Regions from separate parts of the Homo sapiens genome. Here region 1 is linked to region 2. The links are chromatin loops, found by intact Hi-C in ENCODE. Cell type or tissue: natural killer cell. All regions are shown on one strand. Each heading gives the region's core, and the rest is flanking DNA. Links, peaks and the distances in the headings are about the cores only. Region 1 overlaps MCCC2 (methylcrotonyl-CoA carboxylase subunit 2). Region 2 overlaps BDP1 (BDP1 general transcription factor IIIB subunit).

Region 1 (4,397 bases), core at 318-4,317, 67 kb before region 2:
CCTGCATACATGAACAACGTATGTTGGAATTTTATCAGACTAACCCAGTATCAGGAAAGGCCCATTTTTTTTTTTTTTTTTTTTTTTTGAGACAGTCTCTCTCTCTGTCGCCCAGGCTGGAGTACAGTGGCACGATTTCAGCTCACTGCAAGCTCCGCCTCCCAGGTTCACACCATTCTCCTGCCTCAGCCTCCCAAGTAGCTGGGACTACAGCTGCCTGCCACCACGCTCGGCTAATTTTTTGTATTTTTTTTTAGTAGAGACGAGGTTTCAGTGTGTTAGCCAGGATGGTCTCCATCTCCTGACCTCATGATCCGCCTGCCTCGGCCTCCCAAAGTGCTGGGATTACAGGCGTGAGCCACCGCGCCCGGAGGAAAGGCCCATTTTAAACTGCTTTGCTTTCAGGTTCTTTGATTTAAATGTGTTTTAATTTCAAATATAAGTTTACTTTCACTGGAAATTAAATTTACTTTAAATTACATCTGCTCAAATTATATAATACTTGCACATTTAACTCAGTACCTGGCACTCAAGAGATCTATAAATACTTGCTACTATTTTTTTCATAGTATGATCCATAAAGTTAAAAGAAAAACAGGATCTAGAGAACAAAAAAAAAAAACCACACAACACATAGAGAAAAAAACTGGCATGCGTCAAAATGTATGAGTATTATGCACTAGTACTATGAACAGTTCTTGTTTACTTTCCCCCAGAGTTTTCAGCAAAGAACCTGTGTTTCCTTTATAATTACAGGAGAAATCAACAGGTTTATAAAATACCCATCCCAAATGTAATACATACAGCCTTCCAAACTATCTTGCATTTTACCAGCTAATAATAGTTTATTTTACCACTCTGGTGACTTGCCTAAGTAGATGCAGGGGAGCCTGTTTTGCATGGCAATTTCTTGGGCCCGTAATTGTTTTTTCACAGTCACTGGGTAGTAGGCACCTCCTTTGACGGTGGCATCATTGGCAATAATCATGCATTCTACTCTGAAAGGCAGAAATTTCATTGGAGAGAGAATTTAAGAGATTTCTTCAAAACTAATTACACTCATTACAAGATACCCCAATACAACCTTCAACTTCTAGTACGTATCACTATTAACATCCATTAGCAGACAGCAGTCTTAGGATATAAATGCAAACTTTAATCACAGTTCACATATTAATTTATATAATACAAAACAATTACTTCTAACAAGTTTATAAACTCACACTTGGTTTTTGAAAAGTCATCAGTCCTAGATTAGTAATAAAAAACTAACAACCTAAGCCTTGTGTCATAATGGTTCTTTGAATGAAAAGGTCCTAATAAGATGAAAATAATAATGAAAAAAAAAATCCAAGTCTCAAGGGAAAAGAATTCCCTCATAATAAACCTTCAAAGTCTCCTTTTAGGAGGGTATTTTGCAAAAATGAAAACTGACCTTTAGTACTAAGATTTATTTTTTGTATTCTTGTTCTTCAACATTACAGCCCCATGGTTTTCTACAAAACTAAATGTAGTCTAAAATATAACGTTCATCTTAACTGAAGTCAGAATGAATGCAAACTTTAATATACTAAAAACACATGAAAGGTATCCTGAGTCATCAACAGTGCCCTTTCTCACCAAAACCAGTTTATTGGGTATGAGTCACAAAGAGCAGGGCGGCCAACAACCACAGCTGGTTGGGGAAACTGTACAGCACTGGCAGGAAACCTTAAGGTCAGAGGTACCCTTGAAATCTGAGATGACAACAGTGTGCTCTTTACAAAATTCAATTTTCTTTATGTTTCTGATGTTTGTGTTACCTCACTTTATGCTGCCTACAACTCTAAAGAGTGAGTCATTAAATCCCTGCTGAAAATAGAGAACGGCAACTGAACACCCAGCACAGGGTAGTGTTGAGCTTCTCATACTAGGATATGTGGCCAGCAGGGCTCGCCACAAGACAAACAGGACTCTTCTTTGAGCATCAATTTTATTCCCTAGGTCATATAAAACCTTTTTCTGCACTGCAATGAACATTTTATAGAGTAGAATGCAAACTTTTAATGATTTAACATTAAACGAACTAGACTTCAAAGGAAATGTAGGCTTCTCATAGGTTGCTGGGCCATAACCTCACACTCCAGAGTGTGTGCTCATACTTCCTACCACTGGGGGTGCTACGCTAGAAAGTTTAAGAAGCTCTGGTACTGGAAAGAGGCCAGGCTGTGAAGTCAGACAAAGTTAGACTGAAATTCTGGCTCTGCCAACTTGTTAGTTATGTGACCATGGACAAGGGACATAGCCATATCTGCTTGTCTATTAAAGGTCACAGACTTGTTACAGAATGAGAAATCAAATTGGCCCACAAAAATACTAGATTGCATTTCTATTGGTTTTGCCTACCCAGCATCTATTATTTTGGCAACAAAACTAAACCTTCTTTCAGAAACTGCCTCTTATCTTTAATCCAGGTGGCTCAAGTAGGACTGACCCCAGAGCCTGCCTTAAAGGGGGGCACAGGGACCAGGTCTTTCTACCCAGAGTTCCCACTGAGGCTCGGCAATGGGACAGGCTCTAAGCCTAAGCAGATCTTGCCTTCCACTGCAGCTGCTAAACTTATAGAATATAAACCAGGAACTGCCTATGACCATCACTGCCTCTGGATTTAGAGAGGCTGCCTAGAAACAAAGCTGACACACAGCAAGTCAGGGCCAGGAGTAGAAAACAGCCTGGGACCTAGTAATACCTAAGACCATTTGAGCTCCCAGATACAGCCATGCCCAGACTCACCAGATAAGAGAATCAATATATCCTCTTTTTTGCTTAATTTGAGCAAATTCAGCTCATCTGTCATTTGTCAGAGAAAGAGTAGTGATGATATAAACCATTCAACAATTTTTATGTAAGAAAGGTCAATTTGAATTATAATAAAGGCCAGAGCAATGGCTCATGCTTGTGATCCCAGCACTTTGGGAGGCCAAGGCAGGAAGATCATTTGATGCCAGGAGTTTGAGGCTACAGTAAGCTATGATCATGTCACTGCACTCCAGCCTGGGCAACAGAGTAAGACCCCAACTCAAAAAAAAAAAATTATAATGATGTGCTAGCCTATATTCAACATCGTTTGAGCCCAGAAGTTCGAGATTAGCCTAGGCAACAGAGCGAGACACCATCTCTAAAAAAAACAAAAAAGGAAAAAAGAAAGAATTTATAATTAAGTACTACTTTATACCTATTAAATGACTGAATTTTTTTCAGCCATAATATCCAGTACTAGAGCATCTCTAGTTAAAAGATAAAGACTGGTCTCCTTCCTTGCCCTTGTCTCCATGGAAAGACATCTTTTTGTTTTTTTTTTGAGACGGAGTCTTGCTCTGTCACCAGGATGGAGTGCAGTGGCTCCATCTCAGCTCACTGCAACTTCTGCCTCCCAGGTTCAAGCGATTCTCCTGCCTCAGCCTCCCAAGTAGCTGGGACTACAGGCGTGTGCCACCATGCCGGCTTATTTTTTTATTTTTAGTAGAGACAGGGTTTCACCACATTGGCCAGCCTGATCTCAAACTCCTGACCTCAGGTGATCCACCCACCTCAGCCTCCCAAAGTGCTGGGATTACAGGCGTGAGCCACCACACCCAGCCAGTCCTACATAATATAAATAGCATACAAATCGCATGCTAATATGCAAAGTGAGTGCTGGATGCCTGTGCCTCATCAAAGTCTTCTTCTCAACCCACATTATGAAGCACAAGTAGAATACTCACCCTGATACTCTTCCAATGCCTGTAATAATGCCACCTCCTGGCACCTCCTCATTGTCATATAACTGGTAACCTGCAAACTGGGATAATTCCAGAAATGGAGACCTAAAGCGAAGAAAGGATGTTGTTTGAATTAATGTCATTAAAAACTACACATTTAAACAGTTACACATGGAAAAGGAAAAGATTTTTCCTCAATGGGACAATATTTCAAATACACATGTTGTATATAAAATCTATTTTTAAAAATCTAAAATGGGTGTGGTGGCTCAAGTCTGTAATCCCAGTTATTCAGGAGGCTGAGACAAGAGGACTGTTTGAGCCCAAGAGTTGGAGGCCAGCCAGGACAACATAGTGAGACCCCATCTCTTTTTTGTTGTTGTTGTTGTTTTTTGAGATGGAGTCTTGCCCTGTCACCCAGGCTGGAGTGCAGTGGCGCGATCTCAGCTCACTGCAACCTCCACCTCCTGAGTTCAAGCGATTCTCCTGCCTCAGCCTCCCGAGTAACTGGGATTACAGGCATGCGCCACCACAACCAGCTAATTTTTTGTATTTTTAGTAGAGACGGGGTTTCACCATGTTGGCCAGGCTGGTCTCAAACTCCTTACCTGAAGGTTATCTGCCCACCTCGGCCTCACAAAGTGCTGGGATTACAGG
Region 2 (4,397 bases), core at 175-4,174:
TATGCTATTTAACTGCAAATTGTGGAAGTATGTAACAGTTTATCAACATGTAAGGATACTGGTACTTGATAGCCTTTTAATGAAAACTTGCCTCCAAATTTTAAGCTGGAAAGTCACCAGAGTAACTTAAAAATAATTACAATACATGGCTTTTTAGATTTTCGGTATAAATGTGAAGAATTGTGTACTGATCCTCAACACAACCAATAAAATCTCAATTATGAAAAAAATAAATGATGAAAGACTGGATACTTTACCCCTAAGATCAGGAATAAGACCAAAATGCCCACTCTCGCTTCTATTAAACTTTGAACTATAGGTTCTAGCCAGGGCAGTTAGGCAAGAAAAAGAAATAAAAGGCATTCAGGTCAGAAAGTATCAAAGGTTGAATTGTGTCCCCTAGAAAGATATGTCAAAGTCTTAAACCCAAATAATGTGAATATGACATTATTTAAAAATAGGGTATTTGTAGATATAATCAAATTTAGATGAGGTCATATTGGATTAGAGTTGGTGCTAATCCAATATGACTGGTGTCCTTTCCTTATAAGATGAGAGGTTACACATACACAAGGGGAAAATGCCATGTGGTAATGGAGGCAGAGGGTGGAAGTATGCTGCTGCATGCTGAGAAATGGTAAGGACTGCCGGCTACCACCAGAAGGCAGGAGAAAGGCATGGGATGGTTCTTCCTCAGAGCCTCCAGAAGGAACCAACATTGGTGACACCTTGATTTTAGACTTCTAGACTCTAAAGCTGTGAGAGAATAAATTTGTTTTGTTTTGTTTTTCTCATCTCCATAAGTGCCTGGAGAATTCTCTGTGGTTATAAGCTATCAAGTTTGTGGTGCAAAGAGTACCCGACTTAAAATTTTTTTATTTTAGGCCGGGCACGGTGGCTCACACCTGTAATCCCAGCATTTTGGGAGGCCAAGGTGGGCAGATCACCTGAGGTCAGAAGTTCGAGACCAGCCTGACCAACATGGTGAAACCCCATCTCTACTAAAAATACAAAAATTAGTTGGATGTGGTGGCGGGCGCTTGTAATCCCAGCTACTCTGGAGGCTGAGGCAGGAGAATCACTTGAAACTGGGAGGCGGAGGGTGCAGTGAGCCTCCAAGATTGCGCCATTGCACTCCAGCCTGGGCAACAGAGTGAGACTCTGTCTTTAAAAAAAAAAAAAAAATTGTTATTTTATGATGGGTTTATCAGGACATAATCTCCTCATAAGTCGAGGAGCATCTGTACTTTGTTACAGTGATCCTAGGAAACTAATACAGAAAGAAGTAAAACTATCTTTATTTGCAGATGACATGATTTGACAAATAGAAAATCCTAAGGAATCCACCAAAGAAGTTGCAGGATATAAAGCTAATATACAAAAATCATTTTTATTTCTACACACTTGCAACGAACAATCCAAAAATGAAATTAAGAAAACAATCCCAGGCCGGGCACGGTGGCTCATGCCTGTAATCCCAGCACTGTGGGAGGCAGAGGCGGGTGGATCACCTGAGATCAGGAGTTCGAGACCAGCCTGACCAACATGGAGAAACCCCGTGTCTACGAAAAATACAAAATTAGCAGGGCGTGGTGGCATATGCCTGTAATCCCAGCTACTCGGGAAGCTGAGACAGGAGAATTGCTTGAACCAGGGAGACAGAGGTTGTGGTGAGCCAAGATCGCGCCATTGCACTCCAGCCTGGGCAACAAGAGGAAAACTCCGTCTCAAAATGTGGTGGGCGCCTGTAGTCCCAGCTACTTGGGAAGCTGAGGCAGGAGAATGGTGTGAACCCAGGAGGCGGAGCTTGCAGTGAGCTGAGATCATGCCACTGCACTCCATCCTGGGCGACAGACGAGACTCCATCTCAACAACAACAACAAAAAAAAAACTTACTACAAAGTAACAGTAATCAATATAGCATCACCAGCATGAGAACAGACATATAGATCTATGCAACAGAATTGAGAATTCAGAAATAAACCCATACATCTATGGTCAGCTGATTTTTGATAAGGGTGCCAAGACTATTCAATGGGGAAAGAATAGTCTTTTCGAATAAATGGTGATAGGACAAATGGATAGCAACATGCAAAAGACATAAGTTGGATAATGAGGTTATCCATGTATAAAAATAAACTCAAAATGGATCAAAGACTTAAACGTAAAAGCAAAAATCATCTTTTAGAAGAAAAATGGGTAAATCTTCATGACCTTGGGTTTGACAAAGGACTCAGATCTGACAACAGAAGCATGAGCAACAAATGAAAAAACAGATTAACTGAACTTCATCAAAATTTAAAACTTTTTGCTTTAAAGGAAATCAAGAAAGTGAAAAGACAACCCCACAGAAAGGGAGGAAATATTTGCAAATCATATACCTGCTAAGCAACTTTTATCTAGATTATATAAAGACTCCTTACAACTCAATAATAAAAAGACAAATAGCACAATAAAAGAAAAACAGACAAAAGATTTGAATAGACATTTCTCAAAGATGATATACAAATGGCCAATAGGAACATAAAATGTGCCTGACATCATTAGTCACCAAGGAAATACAAATCAAAACCACAATGTGACACCACTTCACACTCACTAGGACAGCTAGATCCAAAAAGTCAAGCCAGACACAGTGGCTCATGCCTGTAATCCCAACACTTTGGAAGGCTGAGGTAAAAGTATCACTTGAGGACAGGAGTACGAGACCAGCCTGAACAACACAGCAAGACCCCACCTCTACAAAAAAAAAAAATTAGCTGGGCATGGTGGCACACACCTGCAGTCCCAGCTACTTGGGATGCTGAGTGGAGAGGATCATTTACACTCAGGAGGTCAAAGCTGTAGTGTGCTACAATTGTGTTACTGCACTCTAGTTTGGGTGACAATGCAAGGCCGTCTCAAAAAAAAAAAAAAAAATCCACCGAACAAAAAAAAAAGTGAAATAACAAGTGCCGGCAAGGACATGGAAGAACAGGAACCCTCATAAACTGCTGGTGGGAATGTAAAAGGGTATAGCTACTTTGGAAAACAGTTTGGCAGTTCCTCAACTGATGAAACATAGAGTTACCATATGACTCAGCAATTACATTTTTAGAAATGTACCCAAGAGAAATAAAAACATATTGTACACAAACACTTCTACATGAATGTTTACAGCAGCATTATGTATAACACACAAAAAATGAAAATAATCCAAATGTTCATGAATGGATGAATGGATATACAAAATGTACCATATCCATATGGAATATTATTAGGCTACAAAAAGTAAGGAAGTACCACTACATGCTGCAACATAGATGAACAGTAAAAAATGTTACATTAAGTGAAAAAAGCCAGACACAAATGATCAGATTTTATAATTTCATGTCTAGGAAACATCTAGAACAGGCAAATCTATAAAGACAGAAGGCAAATTATTGGTTCCCCAGGCCAGTGAGGGTTGGGAGGAAAGGAGTAGTGACTGCTAATAAGGTTTCTTTTTGAGGTGATGAAAATGTCCTAAAATTGACTGTGATAATGTTTGCACGATACTAGAAGTCACTTAATTGTGCACTTTAAATAATGAGAAAATCATATGGTGTGTAAATTATATGTCAATAAAGCTGTTTTTAAAAAGTTACAATTTCAAGCCTCCGCTTGCAAAGGCAAATAAATACCAATAATGGAAGAGTGCAAATAAAACGCAACAGAATATATTTTAACTTGTTTATACTTAGTATAAATTTAATGCAACTGAATTTTAATGTAAAAGTCTATGAGGATATTAAGAGCTCTGCCCACAAACAAACAAAATCATTGCTTTCACTAGTTTTTACTACTCAGACTAACAGCTCCTTACAAAGAGAAATTAGCTAAGTAAAGTGTTTATAAACCTAAAGCTATCAAAAGGAACCTCCAGTCTTTTCAAAGTAAACAAAGAATAAAAGGCCAAAACATATTAAAATGGATGCTTACAAACGGTACACTCAAATTTTCTTCTTGTTTCATTTCTTCAGTAGTCACATCTGTGTTTGGTAGCTCATGTTCAACAACAGCTATGCATCCTACATCTGGGACATTCACAGTTATTTCAAGCTGTCAAAATAAAGTTTTATCATTTCATTTTGGCATATTATAAACAGCAAAACAAAGCCTCATCTTCAACATGAATAAGTAAGATGAAACGCTAAAATGAAGAAATAATCCACATTCATACATAACTTAAAAAATGGAATGGAGTAATTCTTTTATTGACTGACAGCAACTTGGCAAAAGTAAAACATTTAAAATTTTTGAGGTGGCTGTGACTATTAAAACCAGTAAGCAAATTTTCTAAGACTCATCTTCTTAGTGCCTGGCATTTCATTTTCCATTTTCTTCACTTTGTCCTCACTTTCCCCCTAATTTCTCTG

The links. Peaks named below come from ENCODE experiments on the same cell type or tissue, not always from the same donor. Only the 100,000 strongest peaks of a DNase experiment are listed, where the experiment ranks them.
Region 1: a loop joins it to region 2, with 5 times the contacts of the local background. A loop is called at or near these places in 2 of 110 quality-filtered maps.

The regions. Positions count from the first base shown.
Region 1 is chr5:71,599,107-71,603,503 of GRCh38, reverse strand. It overlaps MCCC2 (methylcrotonyl-CoA carboxylase subunit 2), which reads right to left. Exons shown (of 17, transcript NM_022132.5): 4 at 3,744-3,845; 5 at 871-998. Among named protein-coding and RNA genes, the nearest start is that of MCCC2, 14 kb to the right of the region's middle. In natural killer cell, for the core only: a CTCF peak has its summit at 2,159; DNase peaks (open chromatin) are centred at 1,673 and 2,153; H3K27ac peaks cover 2,050 bases.
Region 2 is chr5:71,531,991-71,536,387 of GRCh38, reverse strand. It overlaps BDP1 (BDP1 general transcription factor IIIB subunit), which reads right to left. Exons shown (of 39, transcript NM_018429.3): 26 at 3,961-4,080. Among named protein-coding and RNA genes, the nearest start is that of MCCC2, 53 kb to the left of the region's middle. RefSeq lists a silencer at 4,319-4,397. In natural killer cell, for the core only: no CTCF peak of the experiment used is centred there; a DNase peak (open chromatin) is centred at 2,567.